2 separate regions of the Homo sapiens genome follow, and region 1 is linked to region 2. Evidence: chromatin contacts called from ENCODE Hi-C or POLR2A ChIA-PET data. All regions are on one chromosome and are shown on one strand. The core of a region is the stretch at or near the end of the contact, and the rest is flanking DNA. Distances in the headings are between cores, read along the strand shown. Region 1 has its middle 57 kb from the start of LINC01307. Region 2 holds the start of LOC102723784 (a long non-coding RNA gene).

Evidence for each region. Hi-C counts contacts between places; a loop is a spot of excess contacts on that map. ChIA-PET counts read pairs that join two places held with the same protein, here RNA polymerase II (POLR2A). Pooled maps may share reads with other maps.
Region 1: a loop to region 2 is called in a map with no recorded cell type, with 6 times the contacts of the local background. The contact joins two enhancer-like sites. A Hi-C loop is called at or near these places in 1 of 168 maps with a recorded cell type or tissue (GM12878), 33 of 37 single-sample maps with no recorded cell type and 13 of 50 pooled maps. POLR2A ChIA-PET finds 5 or more read pairs at or near these places in 8 of 52 experiments (CD4-positive, alpha-beta memory T cell, GM10248, GM12878 and 5 more).

The regions. Positions count from the first base shown.
Region 1 is chr1:101,377,880-101,384,669 of GRCh38, reverse strand. No RefSeq gene overlaps it. Among named protein-coding and RNA genes, the nearest start is that of LINC01307, 57 kb to the right of the region's middle. Within about 2 kb of position 4,614, at least 2 of the 41 ENCODE cell types and tissues checked have a DNase peak (open chromatin) inside an H3K27ac peak, as active enhancers do.
Region 2 is chr1:101,307,273-101,314,078 of GRCh38, reverse strand. It overlaps LOC102723784 (a long non-coding RNA gene), which reads left to right and starts at 4,924. Exons shown (of 6, transcript XR_947643.3): 1 at 4,924-5,030; 2 at 5,706-5,812. RefSeq lists an enhancer at 1,722-1,801 and a silencer at 4,492-4,786. Within about 2 kb of position 1,723, at least 4 of the 41 ENCODE cell types and tissues checked have a DNase peak (open chromatin) inside an H3K27ac peak, as active enhancers do.

The DNA of each region.
Region 1 (6,790 bases), core at 3,365-5,864, 68 kb before region 2:
GGACACTGAAGCAGAGCATAATTTGAGACGGGAAATACTAAAATAAATTTCAACCAATGTGGCCTTGGAAATAATTAATGTCTTCTTTTGATCAATTTTAGAAACTTTGGGGAGTAACACTAGAGGCATTGTTTCTTCAGTTGAAATGGTCACCCATGTTCAGAGCAGCAAGGAAAAGGAACCTATCAGATGGGGCTGTGGCATAGACTTCCCTGATGCTCTGATGATTTCTTCCCCTAAAAAACACTGCAACAAGCCTCACTGGGCTATATCCCAGTGGATTTAAAAACAAATGTTAAGGACTAAAAACAAAGAATATAAGGTAGAGGAATTTCCCAACCCTGTTAAGGCCCCACTAGGCCATCCTTCCCTGAGTTCTGCCTGAGAGTTATGGCCGTAGCTAACAATAAAGTTACCTCCTGTTTCCACTGAGTTATACTTCCTGTTTTATGTACCATTTGGGAGAATTTTGTTGAAGGGATGACCACAGTTTGGGGCTAATTTGGCACTTTTCTGGAATCCCTGTGGATAATGGCATCTTAGAGCCAACCTAAAATTCCAACAACTGCCAAGACAAAGTCTATGTTAACGGGATACCACATAATCAAAAAATATATTGGAAAGTTGGGAAACCTTTTTAAATATATCTACCCCTTTCAAGTAAAATAGCAACTTGTGTTCAATAATTCCCTAAGTCATTACAACATCATTGATTCCTTATGAATTATCAGAGGAACTGGGGATTAGCTTTAGTGGTAAGAAAATGTAGTCATTTTCCTAGGGAATAGAATAGGTGCAGACTCTAGAAGAAGATATCTCTAGGTTTCAAACCTAAGTCTTCTCCACTAACTGTATGGTTATTTATATTACCTCTCTGGGCATTAACATAATCATCCTAACATCCCAGAGTTGTTTTGGGAGTTTCATGAGATTACATTTATAAAGTGCATAGTTCAGTACAAAGTTTGTTGAATGTACTACGTAAACATTTGTTCTTTTTCCTCCTTTACCCTTATTAAATTGAAAATGTATACAAGGATCTTTATTAACCGGAATATTTTATTAATCAGATTACCTATTCCCCAGTTAAGGGTTATCATATAAAATAGTAAAATTTATTTACCAAAACTCTGGTATATCTATTAGAATATTCCTTTGTGTCTCAATACTTCATTCCCTCTTTGCCTAAATAAGAAATTGGCTCTTTTCCATTTTCTTCATCCAGTCCATTCTTCATAGTTGAGTGTAGTTGCTGTGAATATCAATCAGCAATTCCATTGTGAGGCGAGCCCCATATGTGTGACAGAAGGTTCATCATTATTCATTTAACAAATCAATGTGCTGGGTGCTAGGAGATATAAATGGGTAACACATGGTCTTCACCCCAACCCACCTGCCCCAGAAAACCATATGTAGAGGGGATACAGGTATCTCTAGTGGCAGCTGGAATTCAGTGTGTTAGCTGCTCTGATAGCATAAAGAAAGAAGTCAGAAAAAGTTTTCTGGGGAAAGTGATGGTCGCTTAATGAATGAGAAGAGAAAAGTGAGGCAAAGAGGAAGGAAAGGGTGTTCAAGGCAGAGGGAGAAGTGTGTGCAGAGGAGTTAAAAGAGTATGGTGTATTCAAGAAACTAGAAGGTGGTCAGTACAATTGAGGGTGAAAGATATCGTTGGAAAGAGAAGAAAGGGTCATATAATGAAGGGTCTTGTAAATCATGTTTAAAAAAATAGGATATTAGAAACTATTCAATGATTCTAAGCCAAGGATTGAATCAGTTTTGCTTTCAGAAAAAATCAGAACAGAGAGAATAGAAATCAATACACGTGTTAAGTATCAATTGATTTTCAAAAAACATGTCAAGGTAATTCAACAGGATAGTCTTTTCAACATTGATGCTGGAGAAACTGGAAACTTAAAAAAAAAAAAATGAAAGCTGACTCTTACCTCAAAACCATACAAAAAATTAATTTGAAGTAGATTGCATACCTACATATAATAGCTAAAGGTATAAAACTTTCATAATATAGAAGAAAATTTTTATGATCTTGGGATAGGGCAAAATTTTCTAGGTAAGATGCAAAAATCATGAACCCTAAAAGAAAAAGAATTGTAAATTCCATGCAGTAGACTGAATAATGATCCCCCAAAAGTGTCCACATCCTGTCTCCAGAACCTGTGAATGGGTTACCTTACATGGCAAAAGGGACTTGGCAGATGTAATTGTGTTAAGGATGTTGAAATAGGGAGATTACTATGGGTTATCTGGGAAGGCCTAATGTAATCACAAGAGTCCTTGAAAGAGGGCGGCAGGAAGTCAGAGTCAGAGGAGGCACCTTTGACAAAAGAAACCAAGGTCAGAGTGCTGTGGCACCTTGAGGGAAGGAATGCAGGCAACCATTAGCGGTGGGAAAAGGCAAGGCAATGGATTCTCCCCTGGAGTCTCCAGAACGAATGCAGCCCTGCCAACTTAGATTGGTCTTCTGACCACTAGACCTTTAAGACAAATTGTGTTGTTTTAAGCCACTAAATTTGTGGTAATTTGTTACAGTAGCAATAAGAAGGAAACTAATACATTAGACATCAGCAAAATTAAAAATCAATGTTAAGAAAATAAAAAGTCAATCTACAGACTGGTATAAAACAAATACAATGCATATATCTAATAACAGGCTTGTACACAGAATATATAAAGAAATCTTACAATTCAATAAGACAACTCCATTTAAAAATGGGCAAAAAATGCTAAGAGATGCTTCACAAAAGAAGAAACGTGGATAGCAATAAACACATGAAAAGGTGCTCAAAATGATTAGTTATGGAAAATGAGAAATTAAAGCCACAATGAAATCTTACTGCACACCCATTTGAATGGTTAAAATTTAAAAGATTATAATACCAACTGCTGCCCAGCATGTGGTATAACTGGAACTCTCAGACAAAATTTGTAGGAATATAGAATGGTATAGCTACTTTGGAAAACACTTTGTCCATTTCTTATAAAGTTACTTGCATAGTTATCTATGGCCTAGCAATTCCACTCCTCAGAATTTACTCAAAAAAATTAAAAATGAAACGATATATCCATAGGGTTGTGTATACAAATATTCACAGTAACTTCATTCATTGCAGCCCAAAACAAGAAACAACCTAAATAGGCAATAACCAGTGAACAGACACACAAAATGTGTTAAATGCATACCATGGAACACTTCTAAGCAATAAAAGAGAAGAAACGATTGATATATACCATATGAATGAATTTCAAAAACATGATGCTAAATTTTAAAACAAAAGCCTACACAAAATAATATATACTGTATGATTCCATCTATATGAAATTCTAGAAAAGGGAAACTAATCTATAGTAACAGAAGACTTCTTGGGGCAGGAGGGTAGCAAATAATTAATTGCAAAAGCGGAGGAGGGAACTTTTTATAGGAATGGAAATATTCCGCATCTTAATTGCAGTGATGTTTACACTGATATATGCATTTGTATGTAAATAATAACCCAATGAAACTGATTTCTTTTAAAACATAATGATTAATAAAATGTTGGGAACTGGGAAGAATGGGCATAAAAGGACCATCAAACTAAAGCGGGTATAGGGGGGTGCCACAGCCAGAGCAGCAAGAACAGGGGGTGGAGTCAGTATGCCCAGCGGCTATATGTGTTAATAGCAGGAGTCACCTTAAATGATCACTTAGAGGAGTTGAGCACACTGTGTGATTCTGTTTATTGGGCAGATGGCAAGAGTAAAGTATTTTTCACTGTTCACTGTCTGATGAGAAGTTTTTAGCCAAGTCAACAATACATATTTAGGGGAAAGTAGATTTTGCATGGGACAATTTTATACTGTATGATGTCTTACACATCAGAGCACTGAACTGAATGGGCTTAATGAGAGAGCTACCTGGAGATATTGCCAACAGGAAAGAGCTTTCTAGAATTGTTTGAATAGTCATAACTCTATAACAAAAATAATCAAGAAGAAGAACACAGTCTTTGTCTGAGCCATGGGGATCCTCCATTTATTGTACCATTTCCCCTTTGAAAATGGATAGCCTTGGGTTGAAAGAGGCTACCCACTGATTCCGCAGTAAGTAAATGAAGAAATACATTACTTCTTATTGGTGTTTATCTGAACTGGCTCAAGGCAATGTTGGTATTGTACCCTGCAATGACAGTGGAAGAATTTGTACATAGGCTAAGCAGTTATGCATACATTACAATTAATCAATGTTGTCCTTAGGGATAATGATGCCCAGTTCTTTCATCAGAAGCTAAAAGAGTATATTTGTATTCCTGCATGGCCCTTTTGACTAGGGGGTAGGTAGCCAAGCTACTGTTCTCTTGGAGATCTGCCTGTCAAGACTCAAGGTAATGACAAAAACCCTAGCAAACTTTCCTAATTATTCTTGTCTGACTTCTTACTGGTCGCTTTCAACCCATGAGTGAAGAGAAAGAGAAAGAGAAAGAGCGTGTGGCTTCCTCTACTCACTCAGTCATTCATTTAACTAGCAAAAGAAAGTCAGATAACATTTACATTGAAATGGGCTGCCTCAGAATGTACTCAGGAAGAGGTGTGCACCTAACCATCAGGAAAGGGTGATTTAGGGAAGTGTGACAGAATGAGTTATGGCTCCCCAAATATGTCTGTGTCTTAAACACCAAGAAATGTAAATGCATTGCTTTAAATGTAAAAAATGGACTTTGCAGATATGATTAGGGTAGGAATCTTGAGATGGGAGATTATCCTGGATTATTTGAGCGGGCCCATATAAGAGGTCTGTATAAGGGAAGGAAGTAGAGAACCAGTCAGAGTAGGAGATTGGCTGATAGAAGCAGAAATTGAGTAATTTGCTTTGAAGATGGAGGAAGGGGGCCACAAGCTAAGCCCTGAGAGCAGCCTCTGGAAGCTGAAAAAGGCAAAGAGACAGATTCTCCCAAAGAGCTTCCAGAAGAAATGCAGTTCTGTTAATGCCTTGATTTTAGTCTATAAGATCCATGTTCAGCTTCTGACTTCCAGAACTGTAAGACGATACATTTGTCTTGTTTCAAGCCACAAAAGTTGTGGTAATTTGTTCTAGCAGCAATAGGAAACTAATACAGGAGAAATCCTATATTCTATGAGGGTTAGACCAGGAGATATGTATGTATGATTCTAAATTACAAAATGTGAAATGCTAATTGATTGACTACTTCAAATTCTGTGCCCAGCATGCTCTTCCAAACTCAAAACTCTGTCCCTCCTTCTTCTTAGTCATTGCTCTTGGTGTTCGTGTGTGTGTGTGTGTGTGTGTGTGTGTGTGTTTTCTACAACCTACCTCCATTTACAAACTGATGAGAAGCAAGTCAAGATACAGAAACAGAAGCCATTTCTTTTCTATTTGCCCTCATTAGTTCTCTCCTTGCCCTACTTTGGCCACCAAACACTTAAATGCATTCATTCACTTCCTGTGTGTCTGTTATGTCCTGTATCCTTGTGTCCTCTGCCCTGTCTTCATGTAACTGACAGCCTCACTCCCTACCCCCAACCCGTAGGGGACTCCCCATTCCCAAGAACGTACCTACTAACTATTTCCATTACTTGAAACAACTGGCAATTTGGCACAGAAGCTAGCTAGCATTGCTTATGAAATCTAGAGAAGCAGTGTTGGTGCCCCATTCTAAGTGGGATAGAGAATGGGCTTCTAGAGGGCCAGTCTCATGCGATTAATATAAGTAATCATTAAGACATGAGTTCAGCTATGGGACAAAAATAAAAGTTTGATCACTGATGTTGCCTCTGGCAAATCTTGGCCAGAAGAGGGAGAATGTTAACCGAAAATAAAGTTCTAAGCTCCCCATCTGACTGAATGACCCTCCCCTCCTTGGCCAACGGGATTCCAAATTAACCTGAAAAACTAGTTCAGGTCACGACAGGAAATGAGAATCAGGCATGCCTCATTATACTCTCCTGCTTTTAGAGTTTAGACACAACTGACCAATATTAACATGAAAACGGAGATCTTAAAACAGCCTCTTTGTAGCAATGACATACAAAATTCCAACCTGCCTCTGGTATAACATCACAGGACAAACAGTAGGCTCTGAAGGAAACCAAAGTATTTTATTTCTTTGACATATTTTGAAATGGCCCTGCAAAGCTGTTTCTTGTGGGGGAAATTTGCATTCTGTAAAGAATCTCCTTCCATGACTAGATATTTTCTGGAGAGTCTGTTGCCTTTTGAGGTGTGAACAGAGACATTCACCATATATTCTCTCTGAGGCCTGCTGCTTGGAGGTTTCATATACTTGACAAGAACCTTGGCTTTCAAAACCCCCTTTATCTGAACTCGAACTGACTTCAACTCTTCAGGCAGCATGTAAGTCTTTCAACCAATTGCTAATTAGGAAATCTTTGAATCCACCTATGACCTGGAATCCCCTACCCCCTCTGCCCCCATCATGTCCCTTTTTTCCAGGCCAAACCAATATTTGCTTTATGTATATTGATTTATATTTTTGCCTGTAACTTCTGTCTGTCTAAAGTGTATAAAGCCAAGCTATAACTCAGCCAACCTGGGCACATGTTCTCAGAACCTCCTGAGGCTGTGTCATGGGCCATGGTCCTTAACCTTGGCAAAATAAACCTCTAAGTTGATTGAGGAAAAACAGAAAAGACAGGAGGGGTTTTTTTGTTGTTTAAAAAAAAAAAAAAAAGAAAAAGAATAGAGACATTAATTCAGCATTACTGTGCACCAGAAAGATTACATAAACATTCATTTTATCTTTAAGTGCCCCTGCAA
Region 2 (6,806 bases), core at 474-2,973:
CTTAAGCCGAAATCCTGCTGGGTTTTGAAAGACAAGTTGTTGAAATAACACATAAACAGGTATAAACATAAACCATGATATGTTCAAGGGGAATACTGGTGGTTCACTCTAGGTGGAACATGTGGTAAAAGTGGACAGCTAGAGATTCAATCTTGAAAAATGATAACAGCTAACAGCCTATGATGTGTCAAATTCTGTTCTAAGTGTTTTAGGTATATCAACTCATTTAATTCTCTTGACTACCTTAAGAGTAAATAGCACCATTTTATAGGTAAGGAAACTGAGTCCCAAGAGCAAGTTCACACAGCTAGTATATGACAGAACTCGGAGACAAAGAGCCACGACTGGTGAAGACAATAAAATCGCGGTATACGTTGCTTGGGCGTTCTACCAGGCTAGTCCCTGCCTAGCACATTTCTTCCACATGCTGCTGTCCACCATACAGGCGGCTTTTATGAAATGGGGGAAAAAAGCCATCAGTTGTCATAGAAACAATAGCAATTTGTGCCACCTGTGTGCAAGCAGATAGGAGAGGCTTGCTGCTGCTGTTTGGCTATTGTCCAAGGACCCAGATTGAGAAACATCAACTGGCTTAAAAGGGAGCCCCTGAATTTGAATGTAGGCAGTCTGAACCTAGGATCTGTGCTCTTAGCCACTACACAAAACTGTATCATACTACAATCTGGTAAAGGATGATTATAACTTGGAATTTGAACTTTCTTTGAAAGGGAATGAGGAACCTTTGAAGGGTTTTAAACTGAATGGTGCTAGGGACAAATTGGTGTTCTGAATCTTTTCTAAAGAAAGTGTCTCTAAGCAAGGTGCAGTGGCTCACACCTGTAATCCCAACATTTTGGAAGGCCAAGGTAAGAGGATCACTTGAGCCCTTGAAGTTCAAGACCAGTCTGGGCAAAATAGAGAAACCCTGTCTCTCCAAAAAAATAAAAAATTAGCTGGGCATGTTGGCACATACCTGTAGTCCTAGCTAATTGGGCGATTGAGGTGGGAAGATCTCTTGAGCCCAGGAGTTTGAGGTTGCAGCGAGCTATGATCTCACCACTGCACTCCAGCCTGAGCAACAGAGCAAGACCCTGTCTCAAGGAAGTCTCTCTGAAGGTGTGTGAAAGTCAGAAGGGGTGAGACTGAAGTGATGAGCCAAACTAGGACAGCTGGGACCTGAAGGCACGCAGACCTGTTTGGGTGAAGTCAGTACTAGGAAGAAGTCCCTGGGAGTACTGACATCATGAAGTCCAGTTGCATCCAACAGGGTAGACGGGCAGCTGGAGCACTGCCTCAGAGAGCCAAGTAATTGTATCAGAAGAACCCAGAAATAGACACCCAGCACAGCGTCCAGCATTTAGGAGCAAGACTCTGGTCCCAGGATAACTGGGCACAAGGAAGGCGAGAGAAGGTGATCAAAAAATGCCAGAAGGTGAGGGCAGGTGCTGTGGCTCATGCCTGTAATCCCAGCATTTTGGGAGGCTAAGGCAGGAGGATCCCTTGAGCCCAGGAGTTTGAAGCTACAGTGAGCCATGATCCCTGTACAGGGAAAGGGTTCAGGAGCTCAGGCCCTGTAGGTAACAAGACTAGGACTCAGTTACCAGAACAGCAGTATAAGCAGAGCTTAGACACAAAGAATCGGGCAAGAACCTAGTTCCTAGAACCTACTCTTAGAGTTACTACAAAGTGAAAGGGAAACCATCACAGGCGAACTCCATGAAGTAACATCAAAGCTCCCAGCTTAAAGATCCCACTGTCCTAATGTTCTGGACAAGAATTTCAGGTCAGGCTGAAAAATTGGTTCAGGAGGAGGCTCAGGGGCCTTGCCCAGGCTGCTGGAGGAAGCAGCCAAGTAGCGTGTCCCTGAATTTCTGGCCCAGTCCTAGCCCTAAGCCAACCCAACCCCCCGAACCCAGAAGTTTTCACCACAGGGCATGGGACACTAGAAACACAATGACTTAAATAGATGCTAAAAGGAATCTGGGTGAAACCACTGGAAACATTCAAATGACCGAGCCCAAGAATCTTGTATTTAATCAGGGTTCTCCAGAGGAATAGAACCAATAGGATATATACAAGGGCAGGGAAAGACCAACGTCCTTGCTCAAGCAACCAGGCAGGAAGCAAAAGGTGGCAAACTCCTTCCCCTACCTTTGTTCTACTCAGGTACTGAACAGATTATTGGATGATTCCCACCTACATTGGTAAGTATGGACCTTCTTTACTTGGTCTTCTGATTCAAATGGTAATTGCACCCTCATTGACTGTTGCAGAAATAAATTACAAATACATATAGGAAAAAGGACTTCAAAAGGCTGCGGTATCAAAGTGGCAGTTAAAGAGAAGGCAATACTCAGAGTTGCAGGTGGAGCAGCGGAAACTATGTTTATCAGCTTTACCCAGCCATCCCTCAGCCCAGTCAAGTTGACACATACAATTAACCATCTCAGAACTTGTGACCAACAAATGGATTTTGGATGCTGTCATGCCAAGTAGGCTTTCTTATCCCTAGTCTTTCAAGCGAAGTTTCATCTGGCTTTTCTCAGTAGGACCATCAAGTCCACAGAAGCCACGTCTTCCCCACTTTGACATGAGCAAGGAGATCCCAGGCATATAGCCTATAAAGGGGGTCAGACAGGGAAAGAAGCTGGAAGTGGACCAGCCAGAGTATCCCACTGGGATTTTGACAGCTGGAAGGCATGACAGAGATCTACTGTGAGCTGCACAGTGCAAGCCATCTGGATCTTGAGCAAGCAGCACAATCTTCTGACTCCCAAGAGGAGTCTAACCTCTGGGTGGTTAGTGAGGGGGAAGGTCCCTACCCAGAAAAGGTGTTGAAAAGGTGTTGCCATGTGAGAAGGATCAAGATGCAAAAGGAAGTTGGCACAGTGGAAAGAGCACAAGCCTTGGGATTGTTTATTTATTTAGGAAATATTTCTTGAGCTCCTAATACGTGTCACACTCTTCTGGGGATGCAGCAGCAAGCATTGACTTCTTGGCATGAAGTGGAAGGGAAATACCTTTACCTTCAATTTGTGGAAATGAAAACAAAATGAGGGTAGGAAGACATGGTTCCCTGTTATCCAGAAACTGACAGAGAAGCTTCAGAATTTTAGACCATTGTGAGGGAGGGCAAAAACCATAAAACAAATAAACTATACAACAACAAAAAAACTAGATTGTATCACAGTGACAAATCAAGAACAGCTGTGGAGTATCCCTTGCATTTTCTCTATTTTCTTTCTTATTATTCTAAAGTCAAGATAACAACTCTGCAGTTACAAACCATCATTTAAATGTGTATACACTACACACTGGAGACAACCTGGCCCTGAGGAGCAAAACATCATGTGTGTTCATTGCCTTGAATCTGTCACCACAAAACCAAAACCCGTGCTCTCAACGATTTCACTCTTCCTTTTCCTGTCTCTCCTGCACAGTGAAGCCTTTTCCATTTGAATTTCTTGTTTAGAATAAATATATGAGCATCCCAGTGTAAACTGAGAACAGATGTCCCTTGTATATTCTTAAAATTATAAAACATGTCTCTCCTACACCTATAGGCATTTGTTTCCTAGTACAGATCTCCACACAATCCCCTTCCCTGCCCCCCTCCCCTGAGAGAAGGAAATGCTCTGGTCATTTAAAAATGAATGAAGCCTTATTATTTTGAACTACATTTTTTGGAAGATGCAATTTTCTGTTGGGATGAAATCTGCAGAACACGACTGCAGAAAGGTTTCTAGACTGCTCAATAGCACATACACACAGTATAATAAGGCACCTGGTATGCTGATTCTTTTCAGGAGTTAAATATTTCTCTTTCCCTGTAGCTCAAACAAATGCAAAAATCCCCCAAATCGTCCTGTGCCCACTACCCCCAAAACCAGACTTCCTGATGGGGGTGTGACTTGGTGTCAAGATGAATATGCAGTGCTAGAGAGAGAGAAGAGGACCAGTGGGGAGGTTTTGTTTTTCTTACCCCCATTCCCCGCCCCAGTATTCAAGGCTGTACTAAGTTCTGGCCCTCACGGCCTCTTTCGTGCAAAACCCCGCTGTGCAGGGACTGGGGCCGTGAACAGCTCCACAATGAGGGACTCCAGGGAAGCTGGAGGAGAAACGGGGGACACAAGTGCAACACAAGAGATCAAAAGGTGGTCGCCGGCTAAAGGTGACGGGTCCGAATGAGGAAGTGGGTAGGGGGCCTTCCCTGCCCACACGTGGCCGTGACCTCCGCAGAGGGCTGCAGGAAGGAGCTCAATGCGGAACCGCGAAGGCTGCTGCAGCCCTCAGATCTAACGCCTTTGACGCGTTGGAGCTTGTCAGCGATAAAACCTGACGTGTGAAAAAAGAACAAAGGGAAGTCGGAAGGCTAGTGTATATCAAAGGAAAGGGGCTCCACGAAATGCTACAAAGAAATACTTCAGCCCAAAATGTTTTCGCAATTTGAGACGCTGATGCAGCCGCCGCTGCTCCACCTGCAACTCTGAGCGTTGCCTTCTCTTTAACTGCCACTTTGATACCGCAGCCTTTTGAAGTCCTTTTTCCTACATGTATTTGTAATTTATTTCTGCAACAGCTAGAACTTACTGTGGCTGCTGTTTACCCTCTAGTTGGGCTCTACTGCGAGGCAAGGCAAAAGTCAGGTCCGTCGGCGCCCTCTCCTGGTAAAGCTGCGAAGCTGCAGCAAACAGAGCTAAATTGGTATTTTCCCGTTTGCTGCGGCAAATTTTTATTAAAGTGTACCCTATATTTATGATTATTAAACTTTAGTGTTCGCCAGAATCGCCTGCAGGCCTCCTTAAAACAAGATGTCTAAGTCCCCACCCCCACCTCCCCCCCCCCCCCGGATTTCTGATTCACTAGGTCTGGAGTGGAGCACAATACATTTGCATTTCTAGCAAGTTCCCAGGTGATGCTGGTAGAGCACACGCCCAGAACCACCGCCAGGTACACAAGTCACTGGACAAGGTGGGAAGGCATCTTACTCAATCAATGGACCTTATTCTAAAGCGGGAAGGGCACTGAGAGTAAGTAAACTGAAAAAGGTTGCTACTTGCCAGAGTCGTAAGGGATGAAATATGTTTTCTCAGTCGCTGCTCAGGGGTTTGTGGCTGAGGCCCCAAAAACAAAAGACAGACTAAAAAGAGAAAAGCATATGAATTCATTTAAGTTAAAATTTAGGCCAGGCGCAGTAGCTGACACCTATAATCCCAGCACTTTGAGAGGCCAAGGTGGGAGGGTCGCTTGAGCCCAGGAGTTCAAGACCAACTTGGGCATCACAGGGAGACTCCACCTCTACAAAAAATAAAATATAGCCAGCCCTGGTGGTGCGTGCCTGTGGTCCAAGCTATATGCGAGGCTGAGGCAGGAGGATGGTTTGAGCCCAGGAGTCGGGAGGTCAAGGCTGCAGTGAACTGTGTTTGTGCCACTGCACTCCAAGCCTGGGTGGCAGAGCAAGACCTGTCTCCAAACAAATTTTTTAAAAAAGTTTTACCTGACATAGGAGCCTTTGGCAATGTCCCAGAGGAACAGGGAAACCTGTGTGTTTTCATTCTTAGGTTTGATGAAGAGAGTACAGTGCTGTGAAAGTATGATTGGACAAGGGGCTGTGATCTAATGGCAATAAGCCGGAGGGAACTTAGCAAGGCTTGTTTGTTCAGATTCTTCACGGCATTTCTGTGTCTTCTGCTCCTTTCCTCGAGGTATAGGGAGGGTATCTCTCAAATGAGGAGTCTACGACCTGCTTCAGGGGAAGGCCAACAACTTCTTGGATTTTATGACCTGCTTCAGGGGAGAAGGACAAGGGAAGGTGAGAGAGACCTTCCTGCTTCTGCTGTTTCCTCAAATGCCACAGTGTCATATTTTGGGGTATTGTGTTCTGAACCCCCAGCAGTGTCATTCAAGGTCGTAAATGGTGCCACCTCAATGAGCAATCAGGCCTCTTAACCCCAGCCAGTGCACTTTCCATTACGATGTGCTGGGGGCCTCAACCCTGAAATGACATTGATTTAAATAATTCCTGTGACTGCCACCTAGGAGGAAAAACAGGCCTCAGAATGTTGCTGAGACAGTCAAACTTACCATCTCCACTGCTTGCTAATCACATTCCCCTAGCAGCATCCACCTCTCTCCTGAAAATCTACAGCCTGAGAGCACAGCTCACAAGAGTCACAGCCATAGGGACATAGTCAGGTCGTCAGGAGCAGGTGTGAGAAAGCCAATCTTTGGCTGCTGTTCCAGCCACTGCTGGCTTCCCATTGCCCTGAGGACAGGCTTTCTTGGGGGCCCTAAAGTAACACCCTCTGATTTCCCTTTTTGTCCCACTTTGTGCCTTACCACTCTAAGTAATTTCTAGTTTCTTCTCTCTCCCTATTGAAGCTTTGCACTTGTGTGTTTTCCACTTGGAATGCCCTCTCTGCACCTGCTCAGTGACACCCCTTCCTATCACCACACTTGTCTGAGGAACTCCTAGTCATCCATCACAGCTTCAACTTTATCTTTGGACAGCCTCCCTTCACCCCTGCCCCCGACTCCCATACTAAAGTGCTCTGCAAGGAAGAAAAGATTGATTCCTTCAGGCATGGCAAGTTTCATGACTGAGACCCCACAGCCAAAGACAGATTAACGAGAGAAAACCATACACATTTATTTAAGTTTTATGTGACACAGGAGTCTTCAGAAATAGAAACCCAAAGAAACATGGAGACCTGCATGTTTTTATGGACAGTCGTGCAGAAGTGTGAGTGGAGGACAAAAAAAGGGTGTGATCTAATGGTGATAAACTGGGGGAAATTGGCAAGGCT